Linked DNA regions of Homo sapiens: all the other regions are linked to region 5. Evidence: chromatin contacts called from ENCODE Hi-C or POLR2A ChIA-PET data. All regions are on one chromosome and are shown on one strand. Each heading gives the region's core, a stretch centred on a gene start or an enhancer-like site at or near the end of the contact. The rest is flanking DNA. Distances are from core to core; before and after follow the strand shown. Region 1 has its middle 17 kb from the start of NSD1. Region 2 holds the start of MGAT4B (alpha-1,3-mannosyl-glycoprotein 4-beta-N-acetylglucosaminyltransferase B). Region 3 holds the start of ZNF346 (zinc finger protein 346). Region 4 holds the start of HNRNPH1 (heterogeneous nuclear ribonucleoprotein H1). Region 5 holds the start of HNRNPAB (heterogeneous nuclear ribonucleoprotein A/B).

Region 1 (3,903 bases), core at 985-3,484, 1.1 Mb before region 5:
CTGAAGTTTAGGTCACTTATGTAGCTTTTGCACTGTGGGTGAGGCGCTGGGATAGTTCCTATCGCTGGGGAAGAGCTTGTCTGAGGGACGACGCCTCGGTGTTCCCACAGTTTCCCTCCCCCATCCCAGCCAAGGCTCCCAAGACTGAATTCCCCGGCCCTCCTAGCTTCTAAAGAGGAAGAGAGCTAACTTTGATGGAGGACTTCCTCTGTGCCGTGTACTATGCCGGACATCCTTTCTGCATGCATTCAGTACAGAGTAATGAAGTACACACTGTGTGCTTGTCACAATAGACAGCACTACAAGCTCTTGCATGCAGCAATAAAGAAATATTTATTAATGGTAACTTGTGTGCTGGGCGAGGTGGCTCACACCTGCAATCCCAGCACTTTGAGAGGCTGAGGCGGGCGGATCACATGAAATCTGGAGTTTGAGACCAGACTGGCAAACATGGCGAAACCCCATCTCTACTAAAAATACAAAAAGATTATCCAGGCATGGTGGCACACACCTGTAATCCCAGCTAGCTACTAGGGAGGCTGAGACAGGAGAATCGCTTGAACCTGGGAGGCGGAGGTTGCAGTGAGCCAAGATGGCGCCACTGCACTCCAGCCTGGGCGATGGAGTGACTTTCTTAAAAAAGCAAAACAAAACAAAAAACACCTAATGTTGGCCGGACGTGGTGGCTCATACCTGTAACCCCAACACTTTGGGAGGCCAAAGCGGGCGGATCACTTGAGGTCAAGAGTTCGAGACCAGCCTGGCCAACATGGTGAAACCCCATCTCTACTAAAAATACAAAAATTAGTGGGGTGTGGTGGCGCACATCTGTAATTCCAGCTACTAGGGGCGCTGAGGCAGGAGAATTGCTTGAACCCGGGAGGTGGAGGTTGCAGTGAGCCGAGATCAGGTCACTGCCCTCCAGCCTGGGCGATAGATCGAGAATTTGTCTTAAAAAAAAAAAAAAAAAAAAGGCCAGGCACGGTGGCTCACGCCTGTAATCCCAACACTTTGGGAGGCCGAGGTAGGCGGATCACAAGGTCAGGAGTCCGAGACCAGCCTGGCCAACATGGTGAAACCCCCGTCTCTACTTAAAAAATACAAAAATTAGCCGGGCATGGTGGCGTGCGCCTGTAATCCCAGCTACTCGGGATGCTGAGGCAGGAGAATCGCTTGAAACCGGGAGGCGCAGGTTGCAGTGAGCCGATTTCGCGCCACTGCACTCCAGCCTGAGCGACAGAGCGAGACTTCAACTGAAAAAAATATGTCTGTATATAAAGATATAGATATTTACTATAAATAAGCACACAGCTTAATACATATTTATTGAATGAATGGCTTATGTTGAGCCTGAGTTGTCTGTGAGATTCCCAGGTAGTGAATTTGGGGCTGTGGGACAAATCTAGGCTAGATTGAGGCCCCAGCATTGCTGGCATCTAGGGAATGCACGTGCTGAGTGGATGACGATCCCTCGTGGAAACTGGGTGAATAATAAGCAAATGGGCCTGGGATGGGGCACTGCGACACCTTTGTTTGTCAGGCAGGGAAAAGGGGAGACATGCCCATGACATGGAGGCATAGAGAAGGGTTTGTGAGAATTAGGAGGGATCAGGTAGGAGTGGGATGGCCTGGAAACCTGGTTGGTTCAAGTAGGGTAAAGAGTCAAATGCTTCTCAGAGTAAAGCAGCAAAGATGGTGAAACGTCACCGGATTTGGCTACAGCGGCACTACTGGTGATCTGAAGCCAGGGTGCAGTGGGATCAGGAGGAAGATGAGGAAGAGGGGACAGGACAGTGGAGGGAAGGAGAAGCAGAGCCTGGTTGCAGGGTAGTTGACATTTTTCTCGGCCGTTTGTGGGCTGCCGGGAAGGAGCAAGAAGACAGGAAAGGGTTGGCGCTCCAGAGGCGAGAGAGGAGAAAGGGACACAAAAACCCATGGAAGCAATAGGGCGGGACTCAAAGCCCACGAGGAGGGCCGGCCCAGTTGTTCTCTGTCTCGTTTTCTAAGCGCTGCGGCAGGGCTGGTGGTGAATTCAGATAAACAGGCACAAAGGGCCAGTGGGGTCGCTAGCAAGATCTGGGACACGCTGAAAGTTAATAGGAATTGGCTGCCCTTTGCCGGCGCAACCCAACGTACAAAGATGATCTTTTCTGAGGCTCCACCGCCGCAGAGCCCTTCGCGCGGCCCACGGCACCAGCCGCCGCTGATTGGCCCGTGGCAGCCACCTGACCGAACGGACCAATAGGAGGCGTTCTCCCAGGAATGCGGCCCGCGTGTGGCCGGGAGCGGAAGCCCGACCTGAGTGCGGCAGGGCCCAGAGGCTGTGCTGGCCACGTGCACCCGGCTGGATTCCGCGGGCGCCGAACTGGGAGTGTGGAGCCGGGTCTCCCACTACCCTGTTCCGCCGGCCGAGGGAGTTGGGGAGGCCGCCTGTCCCAGACGCCCGGACCCTGTGTCCTTCTGATAAATTCCCCCTTTTTCTCTCGCTGGCTTCTGGGGCCATGTCCTTTTTACCCCCTCTGGTCCAAAGTAGTGTTTTAGGAGATTTGGAAGCAAGCAGAACCAAGTTGAAATTACTTGCTCCGCTGGGCGCGGTGGCTCACACCTGCAATCTCAGCACTTTGGGAGGTCTAGGCGGGCGGATTGCTTTAGCTCAGGAGTTTGAGACCAGCCTGGGCAACATGGCGAAACCGCGTCTCCACTAAAAAATACAAAAGTTAGCCGGGCGTGGTGGCGCGTGCCTTTACTTCCAGTTACCCTGGAGGCCGAGGTGAGGGGATCACTTGAGCCCGGGCCTTCTAGGGTGCAGTGAGCGGTGATGGCGCCACTGCACTCCAGCCTGAGCGACAGACTCCGTCTCAAACAAACAAAAATTAGCCGGGGATGGGGATGGCGGTGCGCGCCTGTGGTCCCAGCTACTCCGGTGGCCGAGGAGGGAGGATCACTTGAGCAAGAGTGGGCAGGCTGTGGTGAGCCGAGATCACGCCACAGCGCTCCAGGCTGGTCGAAAAAGTGAGGCCTTGCCTCAAAAATAAATAAATAAATAAATAAATAAATGCTGGGCATGGTGGCTCACTCCTGTAATCCCAAATAAATGCCGGGCCGGGTGGCTCATGCCTGTAATCCCAGCACTGTGGGAGTCCAAGGCGGGCAGATTGCTTGAGCTCAGGAGTTTGAGGCCAGCCTGCGCAACATGGCAAAACCCGTCTCTACCAAAAAATACAAAAATTAGCAGAGCGTGGTGGCGTGTGCCTGTGGTCCCAGATACTCGGGAGGCTGAGGCGGGAGGATCGCTTGAGCCCAGAAGGCAGAGATAGCAGTGAGCTGAGATCACACCACTGCACTCCAGCCTGGGTGACGGGGCAAGACCCTGTTTCAAAAAAAGAAAAGAAAGAAAAATTACTTGCTTACCATGTGACCTAGGACAAGTGTTTAACTTCACTGAACCTCAGATACCTCTTCTGGAAAATGGGACTACTAATACCTACTTCAGTATCTTTGTGAAGATTGTAAAGTCTCGTACCTGGCACACTGTGAGCTCCCAAAACACGTTGGTAACAGTTTTTATGATTGTGGATAGTCCTACCTTAGAGGAAGTCACAATCTCATCACACACGGCCTTGTACTAAGGCTTTTTCTTCCTACTGCCCCTTACTAGAATGTACACTGCTTGTTAACAACAGTGTAACCATATGACTTTTGAGTCTTCCAATTCCACAGTCCCTTCACTTGGTCTAACAAGGGGAAATTTAAGCTATACAGGAACAGTAGTAGGACAGGACATGAAACCATGGGATTTACATCAGGAAAGACACCAGCAATAAGGTGGGAATGTTTATAACACAACAGGGAGGTACTGAAACACATCTTGCTAGAAGGCTGCCATGCACCAACTTTGTGTGA
Region 2 (4,014 bases), core at 391-2,890, 1.6 Mb after region 5:
GGCTCTACCCACGACTCAAAGAGCATGCCCCAGCCCTTCAGATATGGCCCCACCTAGGCCTTCATGCCAGTGTGCTTTTATAGTCACCCTGCCAAGGACCCAGAATGTCCTTCCCCAGGTGACACACCCTACCTACAGAGAATTCTGCCCCAGCCATGCCTGCCCTTGATAATATACCCCGCCAGCACGGCCTCTGCCCAGCCATCCCTCCCGTGTCAGGCAGGCTCCCCGCAGAGTCCCTGGGTGATGCCTCTCTGGCCCTGGAGCCCCAAGGCCAGCCCAGGCCTCTGCTCTGGCAGAACAAGTGCGGCAGGCGGGCGTGCTGGCAGAGCTCGGCGTGGGTAGATGGAGCTCGGAGGGTCCGGAAGGGTCCAGGTTCCCTCGCCCTCCTCCGCAGCCTCTCTGGGATGGCGCTCCGGGACAGGGAAACAGGGAAGCAGGTGGCGGGGAGGCCGAGGGGCAGCTGGACTCAGCCCGCTTAGGCCTCCAGCAGGCAGGCAGGCAGGAGGCCACTCTCCCGGAACCTCCAGGCCGGGGGAAGAGCGCCTCCGAGGGCTCAGGCCCTACTCGGCCCCACCATCGCCAAGACCGGCCAGCGGGGCGGCGCGGGGGGATCGGCCCGCACCCTCCGCCTGCAAGAGCGCTGGGCGCACGCGGAGGGCGGGGGCCAGCCCGGGAAGCTCGGGGTGCGGAGGACGGGCTGGGGCCGCACGGGAGCGCAGGGCAGCAGGGGCCGGGCTGCCTCAGGACGCCTCCCTCCCTCCCTCCCTCCCTCCCACAGGCCGGATGCTGCCGACGCGTTCTGGGCGCCGAAGGGAGTCCCAGGACCGGGTGTCACGCCGGGGTCGCCCAGGCCGGCGCGGGGCAGCAGGCAGCAGGGTGGGGGGGTGCCCTCGCGCCTGTGTCCCTCACGCCGCCCCAGCTCCTGCCCAGGTGGCTGTGGCTGGCGTTCCGGGACCTCTGTGACCTTGGGTCTCTGCCCCTCTCCGAGAACCCCACGGGTCCCCAGCTCAGCGTCGGGACAGCTGCGCCCGCGGAGTCCGGTCCGGAGCACCCACGGGCGCGGCCCGGGCCCGAGGAGAACGCCGCGGCTCCAGCAGCAAACAAGTGGGGGAGGGTGGGAGGGGCGTCCTCGCGCCGCCCGGGCGGGGAAGGGGCGCCTGCGTCGGCTTCCGGCCGCCTTCCGCGGCCACCGCCGGGCCCGCTCCCGCCGCCGACGCCCAGGTGCGCCAGGTGCGGGCCGGGCGGGGGTCGCGCTCACCTTTCTGGCCGCTGAGTGCCGCGTACCAGGACAGCGAGAGGAAGGCGCACAGGCAGAAGAGCAGCAGCGTCAGGAAGGTGCCATTGCGGAGCCTCATCTCCTCGGGTGCGCGGCGGGCGCCCGCGGGGCCGAGGCTGCATGGCCCGGGGGACCGGGGCCGGGGCGCAGGGGTCGGAAGGCGGCGGCGGCGGCGGCAGGGGCCCCGGCCCCGGGTCGGGGAGGGGCGGGGGGCCCGGGGCCGGGCGGGGACCGGGCCAGGGAGCGCGCCGGCCGCCCCTCAGGGCGCAAGCTTTGTGCCCTGTACTCAGGGAAGAGGAACAGGCTCAGAAGGGCAGAGGCAGGTATCAGGCTCACTGCAGATATCAGGGGCGCGGGACACTGGCGGCCTCGCCTCCGCGGCAGGGCCGGGCCGGGCCGGGCTGGGCTGGGCTGGGCGGCGAGAGCCGCGGCCCGGCCTGGATCTGGGGCCTGGATCTGGGGCCGCCGCGGAGTCGACGGCGCAGGGCGGGGCGGCCCGGATTTAAAGGGGCCGCAGCACCGCCGTCGCCGGCGCCGCGAGGGGGTGGGGTGGGGGCCGGCGGCCGGGATCCCGATCGGCTCCCGCAGCCCCGCGTGGGCTCGTGCGAGTCGGCCTCAGGTAAGGCTGGAGTGGGAGTGCAGGTCGACCGCAGCCGGGGCGGGGGGCGGGCGGCGGGGGCGGCGCTCCGGGACCCCGGTACCCTTCTCAGCAACATCTCCTCCGCGCGCGGACCCCGACCCCATTCGCACGTTCTCGGGGCTCTTTCCCGGGCGTGAGGGGCTCTGGGTGGCGCGGGGGACTGGGCGGTTGAAGCCGGGAGCGACCGCTGCCTTCGCTGCCGCCCAGGGCGCTTCCCCGCTCAGGAGCTTCCTCTGGGCCTCTGGACGGAGGCGCGCAGGGGCCCGGGAGGCGGGAACGATGGGCCTTTCTAGGCGGTATCAGGGCCGATGCTCGTGGATGCAGAGCAGTGACCAGCCCAGAACCGTACCGGCTTCCCGGGGCAGGGGCGGCCCGAGAGCGCCGCTAACGGGAGCAACGGGCCCTGCCCCCGGTGGTGTAGGGGCCACCTCGCCCCGCCCAGCCCAGCCCGATATTGATGGGGGCCCACGCCTTCATTGTTTTTTTGTTGTTGTTGTTTTTTGTTGTTTTTTGTTTGTTTGTTTTTGAGACGGAGTCTCGCTCTGTTGCCCAGGCTGCAGTGCAGTGGCGCAATCTCGGCTCACTGCACCCTCCGCCTCCCGGGTTCAAGCGATTCCCCTGCCCCAGCCTCCCGAGTAGCTGGGACTACAGGCGGCCGCCACCACACCTGGCTAATTTTTGTATTTTTAGTAGACACGAGGTTTCACCGTATTGGCCAGGCTGGTCTCGAACTCCTGACCTTGTGATCCGCCCGCCTCGGCCTCACAAAGTGCTGGGATTACAGGCGTGAGCCACCACGCACGGCCCATTTGCGTTCTAATTTCAGGCGTTCCTCAATCCTCTGTGGAACCAGGAAGGGCGCAAATTATAAAGGGACTGGCCCAGCGCCGCCTCTGGGCAGGCTTTGGGCAGCGCCTGGCCCGCTGCCGGCTTGGACCTCCCAGACCTAGGGGCCCGGTTCCTGGTGGAGGCTGCAGGGACCTCTGCCCCACCCGCCCGGGGGAGGCCCGAGGGGCTGGACTCAGACTGAGATTGAATGCGGCTTTGTCTTCCTAGTTCAGCCCCGGCCCACACCTGGGGCTGAGTGGAATCGGGAGCTTCGAGGGGTCTGGACAGAGAGATTGATGCCAAGAAGGGGGTGGCCGAGCCAGAGGTTGAAGTGGGCTGGATCCTGAGGCCCCCTGTTAAAGGAGAGGGCTCCCCACTCAGTGCTCCTGGAACTTTCCGAACTAGAGACTGGGACTTATAGGAGCCTTCTAGAGGAAACTGTCGTGTTTTCACAGGTGTCTTCTATTTGTGGCAAAGGATAATGGCTTTTCACTTAGGTTGTGACATAAAGGGCCTTAGAAATTGTTAATGAGTTACTTAATGTTAAAACTTAGTCACCCAGAGGCCGGGCGCGGTGGCTCATGCCTGTAATCCCAGCACTTTGTGAGGCCGAGGCAGGCGAATCACGAGGTCAGGAGATCGAGACCATCCTGGCTAACACGGTGAAACCCCGTCTCTACTAAAAAATACAAAAAATTAGCCGGGTGTGGTGGCTCATGCCTGTAATCCCAGCACTCTGAGAGGCTAAGGCAGGAGGATCATTTGAGCTCATCAGTTCAAGACCAGCCTGGGCAACATAGTGACACCTCATCTCATTAAAAATTTTAAAACAAATTTTTTTGGATTTTTTTGTAATTTTATTTATTTATTTATTTATTTTTAGTTTATCTTATTTTTTTTTTTGAGACGGAGTCTTGCTCTGTCGCCCAGGCTGGAGTGCAGTGGCACTATCTGGGCTCACTGCAAGCTCCGCCTCCCACCTTCACCCCATTCTCCTGCCTCAGCCTCCCGAGTAGCTGGGACTACAGGCACCCACCACCACGCTCGGCTGATTTTTTGTATTTTTATTAGAGACGGGGTTTCACCGTGTTAGCCAGGATGGTCTCGATCTCCTGACCTCGTGATCTACCTGCCTCGGCCTCCCAAAATGCTGGGATTACAGGCGTGAGTCACCACCCCGGCCTTTTTTTTTTTTTTTTTTTTTAAGACGGAGTCTCGGTCTGTCGCCCAGGTTGGAGTGCAGTGGCACCATCTCGGCTCACTGCAA
Region 3 (3,973 bases), core at 157-2,656, 1.2 Mb before region 5:
AAAAAGAAAGAAAAGAAAAGAGACAAAAATCCCTGCCTTCCTGGGGCTTGCCTTCTAGTCGGGAGACAGACAATAAGCAAGATAAAAGGTAAAATATAAAAGAAATAAAGCAGGAAAGAAGGACATGAAGTGTGTGTGGAAAAGTAACATTTTAGATGGGATAGCCAGACAAGGTATTTTAGATAGAGTAGCCAGAGAAGGAAGTGGGAGACTGAGCCATGAAGATATATGAGAGAAATTCACCCCAGGAGGCCTGGATAACTGGGACAGGAATTAAGGAGTTGGGGACTGAGTAACACATCAGGATCAGGGAGGTTAAGGGAAGTCAGATTGTACAGGGCCTTGTTGGTCGAAGTAAGGACTTTGGCTTTTTTTTTTTTTAGTCGGAGTTTCGCTCTTGTTGCCCAGGCTGGGGTGCAATGGCGCCAGCTCGGCTCACAGCAACCTCTGCCTCCCGGGTTCAAGCCATTCTCCTGGCTCAGCCTCCGAGTAGATGGGATTACAGGCATGTGCCACCACACCCGTCTAATTTTGTATTTTTAGTAGAGACGGGGTTTCTCCATGTTGGTCAGGCTGGTCTCGAACTCCGGACCTCAGGTGATCCGCCCCCCCTTAGCCTCCCAAAGTGCTGGGATTACAGGCGTGAGCCACCGCGCCTGGCCGGACTTTGGCTTTTACTAAGAGTGAGATGGGAAGCTGTTGGAGGATTTGAGAACCTAAGCGTCATGATCTGACTTGTCATAAGAGGATTCCTGGAACTGCTGTGCTGGGAATGCCAGTGAGGTTGCTACTACAATAACCTAGGCAAGAGATGGTGGCTCCCAAAGACACGGGAAGGAGCAGCTCTGGGGTTGGAAGATAAAATTTGGGGTCTGACAGCTACATTGGAGAAGCCTATTAGCCATTCGAGTGAACTGTGGAAGAGGCAACTGGATGTATACAGGTCCGGAGTCTCGGGGAAGATCAGAGCTGGGAGCTGGCACTTGGAACTCAACAAATAGTATGTATTATTAGCAGTAATATGGAACCTTAGCTGTACTACTACTTACTAGTAGCGAGCTCTTGAGTTAACCATTTTTAGGTTCTGGGCCTCAGTTTCCCTGTGAATGAAATGGCGAAAACACTCCCACATAACGGGACCTTGAGAACGAAATGAAAAGTATCAAGGGCTGACCGTGAGCAAGGTGAGAGCCATGAGCCAAAACCACACGAGCCTCTCCGGGAGGGGGGGGTCACTGCTGCGGAATCAGCGACAGGTTTCCGAATCCACGGCACACGCTCTGAGGTACCAGAGGTAGCAAAGCAAAATAAGCGCGGGGTCCCGCACGGCAGCGCGGGTGCAGCGCCCAAACCTCGCGAGATTTGTTGGCTGGGCCAAGTACCACCCACCAAATCTCGCGATACCTAGGCGCCTGAGAGGCTCTCTACCGGTGAGGGTTTGCGGGGAAGATGGAGTATCCCGCGCCGGCCACGGTGCAGGCCGCGGACGGCGGAGCGGCCGGGCCTTACAGCAGCTCGGAGTTGCTGGAGGGCCAGGAGCCGGACGGGGTGCGCTTTGACCGCGAGAGGGCGCGCCGCCTGTGGGAAGCCGTGTCCGGTGCCCAGCCGGTGGGTAGAGAGGAAGGTGAGTCGGGGGCTTTGGAGGCAGAAAGCCCCTCGCCCGCTGCGCGGCTCGCGGGGAACTGCGGAAGCGCCGACGGTCACACCCCCTGGCCCGCCTCCTTGCGTGCTGCGCCCCGGGACCCCCAGACTTGTGCTCCCCATCCGGGCGCGGGCACCCCAAGAATCGGGCCCCCAGCGCGCTGAGGGTGAAGGGCCGCTCACGCTCAGGCCCTGGGTTTTCCTCCTCCTCCTTCATCATTCACTACAGCGCAGTTTTTCCCACATTCGAGGACTGTCATCCCTATACTCGTCCTGTCGGAGACCTACAGTCTTTGCCATCCCGGTAAGCCAAGCCGAGTGCCCCTCACCACTCCTTGACTCCCCATCGTCCCAATCTCCAGATTTCCTCCTAGGGCCTCTCGCCTCCCTTCTCTCAAGCCCCACACTTCCGAGGGCTCTGGAAGGCCTTCTCCTTACCCCCTGGGTTCCTCCTGGTCTTGATGACTGAGCCCTGGCTTACCCGTTTTTAGCTCTCTGGCCTCTACTTGCTGGGTCCCTTATTCTAAGGTGGGGACAAGGAGCCTGAGAAACTGGTCTGGGTTTGCTTTGGCTCCAGCTTCTTTGTGTCCTACACTTGACCCAAAGTTGCTGAGAACAGTGTATGCAAAGCCACGTTAGGGGTCACTCCTGGGCCGAAGCGCCCCAGCTTGCTCTGCACTTGACCTGAGACTGGGTAAGATGGGATGAAAGAAAGAGAAGGATGGAAAAGAGCTGTCCTGACCTGCTTGTGTGACTCCCTTCACTGTCCTTTACAGAGCCAGCTGCTTGATGCTAACCCAGATGTACAAGAACTCTATCTGGGCTTCTCTGCTAACCTTGTCAGGTATCTGGAGGGAAATCAGATTTCTCCAGTGATTTGTTTGCTTGCTGAGCAGACTTGTCTTCGAAAGTTTAATATGCTATTTGTGAACTGACTGCCCTGGATAAAATTGGATAAAATTGAAATTTTGACCATATCTAAGGAAGGTACACAGACCTATACCCTGGTATATACTTCTCCAATTTAAAAACAAGTCTAGCCTGTCTCCTAAGTTTATATATATATATAATGTATATTATATATAAAAAAGAAGGAGACAGGGCCCCAGAAATGGTGTGTGTGTATGCGTATATATAATATACACACACATAAATGTATATATATAATATATACACACATAAATCTGTATATATATTTTTATATACACTTGTAAGTATTTTATGTATACACACACACACACACACACACTATTTCTGGGGCCCTCTCTCCTTTTTTTTTTTTTTTTTTTTGAGAGAGTCTCACTCTGTCACCCAGGTTGGAGTGCAGTGGCACAATCACACTGCAACCTCCGCCTCCTGGGTTCAAGCAATTCTATACTGCCTCAGCCTCCGGAGTAGCTGGGATTACAGGCTGCTGCCATGACGCTCAGCTGATTTTTGTATTTTTAGTAGAGATGGGGTTTCACCATGTTGGCCAGGCTGTTCTCGAACTCCTGACCTCAAGTGATCTGCCCGCCTTGACCTCCCAAAGTGCTGGGATTACAGGCATGAGCCACCGCACCCGGCTCTCCTACTTTCACACTTGTTTGGTAGTTTCCTCCCCTACCCCAATTTTCCTTTCATTAACTTGACAAACACTCACTGATGCCTGCTCTGGACCCGGAACTGGTTGAGCTTCAGAGCTGGAGTATCAGAGGAAGATACTGCCCTTGCCCTGGAAAGGCTTGCAGTCTAGTCCAGGAAGCAGACACCAAAACAGTTCCAGTGTAATGTAAAGGATGCAGTGCTGAGGAATGTTTTAAGAGTTGGAGGTGCACAAGAAGAAAGTGACCTTTGCCCTGGATCTTGAAGCAGAAAACCACTGTGCTCTGAAAAGTGAACTGTCTGCTATGTGTATATGAGTGTATAGTGGCACTGTTATGACCCATTTCATTTCCCTGTTCTCACTTCTCCCACATTTATGTGAAATCTAGGTAGACACCTACAACATTAAGTTCTACTCACCCTTTTTCTACTCTTAGCACCTTCATGTGAGTTACAATTTATATACCATACAAGTCACCCATTGTAAGCATATCGCCAGTGATTGTTAGCCAGTGTACAGAGTTGTATAGCCATTACCACAGTCCACTTTTAGAACATTTCCGTCACCCCAATTAGTTCCTTTGAGCTCATTTATATTAAATCCCCACTCCCACCTCCTGCCCTAGGCAACCAGTGACCTGTTTTCTGTCTTGGGTAGTCTTTTGAGTTTGGCTTCTCTCAGCATGTTTTTGAAGTTCAGCCAAGTCATGGTGTGTATTAGTACTTCATTCCTTTTTATTGCTAAATA
Region 4 (3,530 bases), core at 635-3,134, 1.4 Mb after region 5:
CCAGTAGCCACATTACGGTTTCTCATTCAAATTCAAATTACAAGCCCAATACTCACCTGAAAGGGGATCAGTGTTACCAAGCTAAAATGCTCCAAGTTGCACAGCTGAAGCCAAACCCAGTGTTGCCCCCTGCAAGGCGGCTTCCAGCGTACTTGGTTCTTGTTTTACAGGTCGCTTTCCGTTACCAACGCTAAATTCAGATAGTAAGTCAATACTACAAACGTCTTGCCAAAAGCTGTTAATTTCATCCAAATAGAATTTTAATCAGTCTAATTTCTTTTTCCCAGTCTAATAATAGGAACAAGGACATTCTGATAGAAAATATTCAGGAAACCTATGTACTGCAAAAACACTTCCCTGGGCTTCAGTGTCTTCAACTGTATAGTGAGCCAGATTAAGAACTAGATAAGAAAACACTCTTCAATTATCAAATCTTGATTAGGAAAACTGAAATTAAGACGTGACATTTTAACTTTCCGAAGAATGCTCCTTTTTAAGAAAACACCAAAACTGGAAACAAGAGGTTACACTTCAAGATATTGCAAAACATTACTATTATTTGTCTAATCACTCGGCCATTTTCTCAAGATTGAGGAGGAAATCCCACCTATGCCAATTTATCCTTTCGAAAAAAGACACCCGGGCCAGGCGCGGTGGCTCACGCCTGTAATCCCAGCATTTTGGGAAACCGAGGTGGGCGGATCACTTGAGGTCAGATGTTCGAGACCAGCCTGGCCAAAATAGTGAAACCCCGTCTCTACTAAAAATACAAAAATTAGCCGGGCGTGGCGGTGCGCGCCTCTAGTCCCAGACACTCGGGAGACTGAGGCAGGAGAATCGCTTGAACCCAGGAGGCGGAGGTTGCAGTGAGCCGAGAACGCGCCACTGCACTCCAGCTTGGGTGACAGAGACTCCAACTCAAAAGAAAAAGAAAAAAAGACACCCATAAAAGAAAAGCTGGTGTTCAAAGATAGGTAAAGAAAACAAAGTCTGCCAAACCTGCCGCACTCCCCCAAGGGCCAGGAGGACGGGCGGGGCTTTCGAAATTTCCATTGCGTAACAGCGGGCCGCCGGGCGCGAGCAGCACAGCGGTGAGTGTAGTCGCCCGCGCCTCGCCAGGGGGCGCCCCGGGTCCCACCCGGCCCGGCCCGGCCCGGCCCGCCCCGCCCCGCCCCGCCCCAGCCCGGCCGCCCGCCAGCCCGCCCGCCCCGGCCTCGAACTCGAACTCCCGCGTCCTAGTTCTAACTCACCAGAAAAAAACCTCTGCACTTCATCGGCCGAGCAAGACCAGGGCAAGCCCCGGACCTTCACCACGAATCCCTCTCCACCTTCCGTGCCCAACATCATCGTCTCTTACGCGGTCCGGCGTCGAAACAAACTGCAAAGCGGGGAGGACCAGAACTGAGAGCGCCAATTAAGCTGTCCTTCGCCTCCGAGGCGCGCCCGGGCCCGCACCGCCCCCCCACGGAGCAAAAACCGGGCGGATGCACCCACCCCGGCGACTCCAACACCTCCTCGTCCGGCGACCGGACCCCCAAAGCTGTCCTGAGCAACAGCTGTCGGCGCCCCGAACCGTGGGGGCCCGGGCCGAGAGCCAGCGTAGAGGAAAGGAAATGGCGGCGGCCGCTTCCGCTCCGCCTCCTCCGACTTCTCACACAATAGAGTCGGCGCGGCCTGCAGGCCTCAGCGGCGGTGCCGAGATTCAGCGAACCACTCGCGGCTCTCGACGGCAGCCTGCAGCTCGCCAAGGTCCCCGTGGCCCTCCCAGAGATATGGGGACAAACAATCCTCGCAAAAACGGTACCCACCGTGGTCGCTGAACTGCAAGCGAGGACCCACCGCGACTCACCTAGACACGCGACTTCTGCGTGGCTAAGACGAAATGGCCAGCGGGCGCCTGCGCAACCTAAATAAGGTCCCTTGTGCGAGTTCTGCGCACGCGCAGCCAGCTGCCCGCACCGCCCCGTTGCGTCACAAAGAGCTCTGGCGCATGCGTAATTTCAAGAGCCAGCCCACCTCCCGCCGGCGGATTATTACACGCTTGGGTTTTGGGCTCAGCACCCCCACCCATAAACCCGCCGGGCTTTTTGTTGCGCCTGCGCCTTCCCGCGAATATTGAACTTCGGAGTCCTAGCGGTTTATAATTATTTCATGCGCATGCGTCTTCCTTGAAACCGTTCTCTAGCCTTACCCGCCAGCGTGGGGGAGGGGAATGGCGGCCGCCTGTTCCCTATGGGACTGTATAGGAGTCCCGAGCTCTGGGTTGTGATGAGGTGGGCGTCTTTCTACCCCTTGCCCCCAGGCTCTTACCGGCGCGCTCCTGGCCGACCTGAAAGGAGGGGCGCGGCCTTCAGGCGTTCCCACTCCCCGCGCCGCCTGTCTTCCCTTTATCCCCAAACCGGCCGAAGCTGGTCAGCTGCAGATTGTCGAACGTCCTGGGAGCTGCGGGGCTGCGGACGTCCCGCGCCCGAAGCCACCCGTATGGTGCCTGGGGCACGTCCCAGCCCTGTGTGCCTCCACTTCCCCTTACCTGCCGTCGTCGGGCCTAGGGCCCCGGTCGGCGCGAGGTTTCCGTGCCTGTGGCTCGCGCCTGTACCCAGCTTTTGCCTAACGAATTCGCACCCTGTGTACCCCTTGACCCGCCTAACGGTCGGCAGGCCTTGACTGCCCTGGGGCCCTGGCACGAGGAGGGATCGCGAGCGCGGGCTCCACGGGTGCGCGCCGGCCTCTGCGCTCGGTAGGTTACCGCTGCATCTCCCAGAGCAGAATTGGTAAGAGTGCGTCCATTCACCAGGCGTAGACGCTGCATTCGAGGAGGCCCCCGGGTCACCCCATGTGCACACATGCTGCGAGATGACTAATGTTCGTGGTTTCTAGCAGCACTGCCCAAAACCTAAGATGCCGTAGCCTCCCAGGCCTCCCCATGTCTGATTTGGCTGCCTTCCTCACCCCAGCTTTAGTGGACACAGACAATACACAAATTAACAATAAGGTAGTGCTGGACCCTGCCGCAGAGCTACCTTAGCTAGTGCAAGCCTGAGTGCCACCCTGGGAAGATGCGGACAAAGCATGTTTCCAACCCCAGTGCCACAGAGTCCGAATCCAGTTTTGACAGGTTTGAGAAAAAGTAGAGAGGACATCAAAAGAAAGACAGGAGCCCAGAGCTAAGCAGGGCCTGATCTTCAAAGGCCACTTAGGCCTTGGCAAGGGTGTTATCTCCGAGAGAAGGCTTTGGCAGGTGATCAGCAGGGGAGCCGTAAACCCTGTGTAAAGGAAAACTCTTGCTGGATGTGAGGGGGATGCAGATGGAGCAGGCAGGGTGAATGACGGTACATACCAGGCCCTCTACTACAAACTGAACTAGAAGCACACACCTGTGGTACCATTTCAGAAGGCACTTTGGCTGAGGTAATCAAGAAGAGAGTCCGGCCAGGTGCGGTGGCTCACTCGTGTAATACCAGCATTTTGGGAGGCCGAGGCAGGCAGATCACTTGAGATCAGGAGTTTCAGACCAGCTTGGCCAACATGGT
Region 5 (4,016 bases), core at 741-3,240:
AGAATCGCTAGAACCTGGGAGGTGGAGGTTGCTGTGAGCTGAGATGGCTCCACTGTACTCCAGCCTGGGCGACAGAGCGAGACCCCCGTCTCAAAGAAAAAAAAAACCTGGTGATCTAGCTGGGCAACATAGGGAGACCCTGTGTTTACAAAAAATTCGCTTGGCGTGGTGGCCACGTTTCTGGTTCCAGCTACTTGGGAGGCTGAGGCAGGAGGCTCATTTGAGCCCGGGAGGTTGAAGCTGCAGTAAGCCGTGATCGTGCCACTGGACTCCAGCCTGGGTTACAGAACAAAACCTTGTGTCAAAAAATAAAATAAATAAAATTGGTGACCATACCACCTTACTTTGGTTGTTAAGATACAGAAGAGAAAATGGAATGCCCAGCCCACCACACTGGTCCTGGCTGCAGGAATCCACTGGAAACGCTAGTTCCTTGTGTTCTGGGTTGCTATTTGGTAACCTGCAGGCTCCAGAGGTTGTAATCCTGCTTGCCTTGGGGCCCACCACCCATATGATTAAAAGGAATAACGGGATTACCGAGGCCTTTAAAATTTTGTGGTCAAGGAGATAATATAAAGGAGTTTTGTGTATTAGGAAGAGAACAACGCCCCCACCCTGTCCTTTACCTCGTGAGTTCACGAGTGGTGTATTTGTTTTGTTTTGTTTTTGAGACGATGTCTCGCTCTGTCGCCCAGGCTGGAGTGCAGTGGCGAGATCTCGGCTCACTGCAAGCTCCGCCTCCCGGGTTCACGCCATTCTCCTGCCTCAGCCTCCCGGTAACTGGGACTACAGGCGCCCACCACCACGCCCGGCTAATTTTTTTGTATTTTTAGTAGAGACGGGGTTTCACCATGTTCGCCAGGATGGTCTCGATCTCCTGACCTCGTGATCCGCCCGCCTGGACCTCCCAAAGTGCTGGGAGTACAGGCGGGAGCCACCGCGCCCGGCCTCCGTATTTGTTTAAAAAAAAAAAAAAAAAAAAAAAGGCCGGGCGCGGTGGCTCACGCCTGTAATCCCAGTACTTTGGGAGGCCCAGGCGGGCGGATCACGAGGTCAGGAGATCGAGACCATCCTGGCCAACATGGTGAAACCCCGTCTCTACTAAAAAAACAAAAAAATTAGCCGGGCGTGGTGGCGCATGCCTGTAATCCCAGCTACTCGGGAGGCTGAGACAGGAGAATCGCTTGAACCCGGGAGGCGGAGGTTGCGGTGAGCCGAGATCGCGCCATTGCACTCCAGTCTGGGCGACAAGAGCAAGACTCCATCAAAAAAAAAAAAATAATAAAAAGGAAGAAAAAGAAAGACAAATGATTTACAGGAAAAAATTTAAGTAAACAAAAGTACAAATGCGATGTCAATCGTTCAGGTGGTGCCAGGGGACAGAGAACCGGGGAACACCAAGGTCTCATCGTCCCTGCAGAGCATCTCTGGGGGAGGCGACGGACAGGGCGCGAGCGCGGGGCTTGGAGGGCACCAAGGTCCAGGGGGATGGCGGGTTCAGTCCCAATCCCTCCGACCCGTGCTGAGGGCCTTGGAGGACCCCACTCGCCCAACCTCGGAAGCCCGGGTTCTGCCACTTCCAGCCACGCGTCCTTGGGCTGCGAAACTTTCTCCAGCCCAGTTTCCTCTTTTGGGACATGGGGAGGCGGAGGCTGCCAATGCTGGGATGGAGTCCTCGAGAGCAAGAGACCAGCGGCCTCGACGAGCTTACAATCCGATTAGGCCCTCCCACCGATGTGCTGTAGCTGCCCGCCGCCCTGGACCCGGCGCCGTCCCGCCCGGCTTCGGGAGCCCTCCGTAGCGGCCGGACTCGCGCGCGTTCTAAAATGAGGACAAAGCCCGCCCAGGTCTAGAGCGCGCGCGCCGTGGCGGCCAATGGGACGCTGAAGCTAGGTTGAGTGACGGACTTGAGCAGCCAATGAGTGTGCAGTTTGTTGCGATGTGGCACCCGGCTCCGGCATTATAAAGGGCGCCACGAGTCGGCATTGTCAGGCGGCGGCACCGCGCGGGACGGAGCTTGGCTGTTGGTCGGTGGGTTCCCGTGCGGCGGCGGCCAAGGAGGAGGAGACACAGTTGGAGCAGCTCCGTGGGCTGACTGGGGCGAGGCCTCAGCAGCGCGAGCTTGAGTGCGGCCGAGCCTGCGGCGCCTTCCCCTGCGGGTGGGGACGAGCGGGCCCCGCGGCGTCATCGGCGGCGAGGTGAGCGGCGGCCGGCGGGCGGGAGCTCTGGCGGGAGCCGCGCCGGCCTGACGCGCTGTCGCCGCTGGTTGCAGGAGCCGCCGCGCCTCGGCCTAGCATGTCGGAAGCGGGCGAGGAGCAGCCCATGGAGACGACGGGCGCCACCGAGAACGGACATGAGGCCGTCCCCGAAGGCGAGTCGCCGGCCGGGGCTGGCACGGGCGCCGCGGCGGGGGCTGGAGGCGCGACCGCGGCGCCCCCGAGCGGGAATCAGAACGGCGCCGAGGGCGACCAGATCAACGCCAGCAAGAACGAGGAGGACGCGGGGTAGGTGCGGCCGCGGGCGGACGGGGGCGCCGCCTTTGTTCCGGGGCCGCCTTTTGTTGGCGCCACGCGGCGGGGGGAGGGGCGGCGGCCTGGCCCGGGTCGGGGCTGGTGCGGCCCGCGGACTGTCGCCGCTGCGTTCGCGGGCCGGGCCTGGCGCTGCCACTCGCGCTGGAGTTTGCGGGAGTTTGTTGGGTCGACTTTGGCGCCGCCCCGGGGCCGCTCGCGCGCTGCCAGGGCCAGGGCCAGGGCCGGAGCCGGCGCAGGGGCGGGCGGATGGCCCGGAAGAGGGAAAGCGCTCGGACCCGGGGCCCGGCGGCGTCTTGGGCCGCGCCGGCGGCTGCGTGGGCGGAGTTGGCGCGAGCCGGGGCCCGGACCTCCCTCCTCCGCCTCTCCCGGGGGCGGAGTCACGGTCTGAACCCTGGGCGGGCTTGGTCCCCGGAAACATCGAGTTCCTTGAAACGAGTTCTCAGGAGTTGGTGGAGACGCTGGCCCTTTGCTACATGGTTGTAGAACACATGAATTTCCAGTTATGAGTGGTTAGGTCCCATACCCCTGGTGAGGTGGTCCCTTCTTTGCTTCTCACAGGCTGGGGCTGCAGAGCCTTGTTAAGCCTCGTTAGGGTCCTGGTTGAGTTCAATTTGGAGGGTAGTGGAGATTTAACATCTTTCTAAGGTGCTCCTTGCAGACTCTAAGGGTAGCTGTAGACTTCGTGAGAACTTTGCCAGGGCCAGTCCTTTCCAAAATCACAGCTTGCTTACAAGACTTGTTGCCGTGTGTCTCACCCTACCATTTCAGAAAAATGTTCGTTGGTGGCCTGAGCTGGGATACTAGCAAAAAAGATTTAAAAGACTATTTTACTAAATTTGGAGAGGTCGTTGACTGTACAATAAAAATGGATCCCAACACTGGACGGTCAAGAGGGTTTGGGTTTATCCTGTTCAAAGATGCAGCCAGTGTGGAGAAGGTAAGCTGGGTACTGGATTTCAGCAGTCTCAGTGGAAACGATTTGAATTCTAAGAGGACACCTTTCTTAAAGCATGACTAGTTTGTGTGGTCTGCATGTGATTTAAGTGCTTTGGGCAAAACCCAAAGCCGGAGGTTATGTTCCGGTTTTTGAGGGGATGAAAATACAGATTAAGCTGGGAGTGAGAGAATGTGCTGGAGTGGTTCGGGAAGATGACAGTTGACATTCATTACCTTTTATGTGCCTATTCTGGGTACGGCGCTAAACATCTGGGAGGATTACAAGAGAGTCCATGATTGGTATGATAGGCTTTTAGCCCCATTTTACAGGACAAAAACCAAAACCCTAAGGCTCAGAAATGTAAGTAGAAGAGGTCACAGCTAGTAGGGAGTGGAGGGAGGATTCCTTCCCCTGTGGCCCATCTTCAGCCTATGCTCCGAGTCCCTGCTGCTTCGCTTCTGGAGATGGGCCTCACGCTGGGACTGCTTGGGCAGGAAGAGCATGATCAAAGGCTTAAGTGTGAGGACTGTTTTCTAGGTGTCGAGGTA

What was found. Hi-C counts contacts between places; a loop is a spot of excess contacts on that map. ChIA-PET counts read pairs that join two places held with the same protein, here RNA polymerase II (POLR2A). Pooled maps may share reads with other maps.
Region 1: a loop to region 5 is called in a map of naive thymus-derived CD4-positive, alpha-beta T cell, with 4 times the contacts of the local background. The contact joins the enhancer-like site here to the promoter of HNRNPAB in region 5. A Hi-C loop is called at or near these places in 1 of 168 maps with a recorded cell type or tissue (naive thymus-derived CD4-positive, alpha-beta T cell) and 2 of 50 pooled maps. POLR2A ChIA-PET finds 5 or more read pairs at or near these places in 3 of 52 experiments (GM10248, H1 and activated naive CD4-positive, alpha-beta T cell).
Region 2: a pooled map shows a loop between it and region 5 (7-fold over the local background). The contact joins the promoter of MGAT4B here to the promoter of HNRNPAB in region 5. A Hi-C loop is called at or near these places in 1 of 168 maps with a recorded cell type or tissue (naive thymus-derived CD4-positive, alpha-beta T cell), 1 of 37 single-sample maps with no recorded cell type and 4 of 50 pooled maps. POLR2A ChIA-PET finds 5 or more read pairs at or near these places in 2 of 52 experiments (HepG2 and PC-9).
Region 3: a loop to region 5 is called in a pooled map, with 10 times the contacts of the local background. The contact joins the promoter of ZNF346 here to the promoter of HNRNPAB in region 5. A Hi-C loop is called at or near these places in 6 of 50 pooled maps. POLR2A ChIA-PET finds 5 or more read pairs at or near these places in 2 of 52 experiments (GM10248 and GM12878).
Region 4: a loop to region 5 is called in a map of naive thymus-derived CD4-positive, alpha-beta T cell, with 16 times the contacts of the local background. The contact joins the promoter of HNRNPH1 here to the promoter of HNRNPAB in region 5. A Hi-C loop is called at or near these places in 1 of 168 maps with a recorded cell type or tissue (naive thymus-derived CD4-positive, alpha-beta T cell), 1 of 37 single-sample maps with no recorded cell type and 16 of 50 pooled maps. POLR2A ChIA-PET finds 5 or more read pairs at or near these places in 10 of 52 experiments (A549, AG04450, CD4-positive, alpha-beta T cell and 7 more).

The regions. Positions count from the first base shown.
Region 1 is chr5:177,114,782-177,118,684 of GRCh38, forward strand. No RefSeq gene overlaps it. Among named protein-coding and RNA genes, the nearest start is that of NSD1, 17 kb to the right of the region's middle. Within about 2 kb of position 2,235, at least 23 of the 41 ENCODE cell types and tissues checked have a DNase peak (open chromatin) inside an H3K27ac peak, as active enhancers do.
Region 2 is chr5:179,805,226-179,809,239 of GRCh38, forward strand. It overlaps MGAT4B (alpha-1,3-mannosyl-glycoprotein 4-beta-N-acetylglucosaminyltransferase B), which reads right to left and starts at 1,641. Exons shown (of 15, transcript NM_014275.5): 1 at 1,262-1,641. The coding sequence starts at 1,358. It also overlaps a transcript of SQSTM1 not described here. RefSeq lists silencers at 496-915, 926-1,055, 1,186-1,255, 1,486-2,045, 2,216-2,385 and an enhancer at 797-1,458.
Region 3 is chr5:177,021,290-177,025,262 of GRCh38, forward strand. It overlaps ZNF346 (zinc finger protein 346), which reads left to right and starts at 1,407. Exons shown (of 7, transcript NM_012279.4): 1 at 1,407-1,624. The coding sequence starts at 1,450. It also overlaps a transcript of UIMC1 not described here. RefSeq lists enhancers at 1,111-1,648, 1,172-1,221, 1,649-2,185 and a silencer at 1,622-1,771.
Region 4 is chr5:179,621,787-179,625,316 of GRCh38, forward strand. HNRNPH1 (heterogeneous nuclear ribonucleoprotein H1) reads right to left here and starts at 1,885. Exons shown (of 14, transcript NM_001257293.2): 1 at 1,809-1,885; 2 at 1,251-1,378. The coding sequence starts at 1,347. The region is part of intron 4 of LOC128966623 (a long non-coding RNA gene); the gene reads left to right. RefSeq lists enhancers at 1,657-1,826, 1,882-2,176, 1,926-2,711, 2,712-3,496.
Region 5 is chr5:178,202,543-178,206,558 of GRCh38, forward strand. HNRNPAB (heterogeneous nuclear ribonucleoprotein A/B) reads left to right here and starts at 1,991. Exons shown (of 8, transcript NM_031266.3): 1 at 1,991-2,198; 2 at 2,273-2,504; 3 at 3,300-3,468. The coding sequence starts at 2,296. RefSeq lists silencers at 1,805-1,874, 2,175-2,394, 2,415-2,524, 2,555-2,964.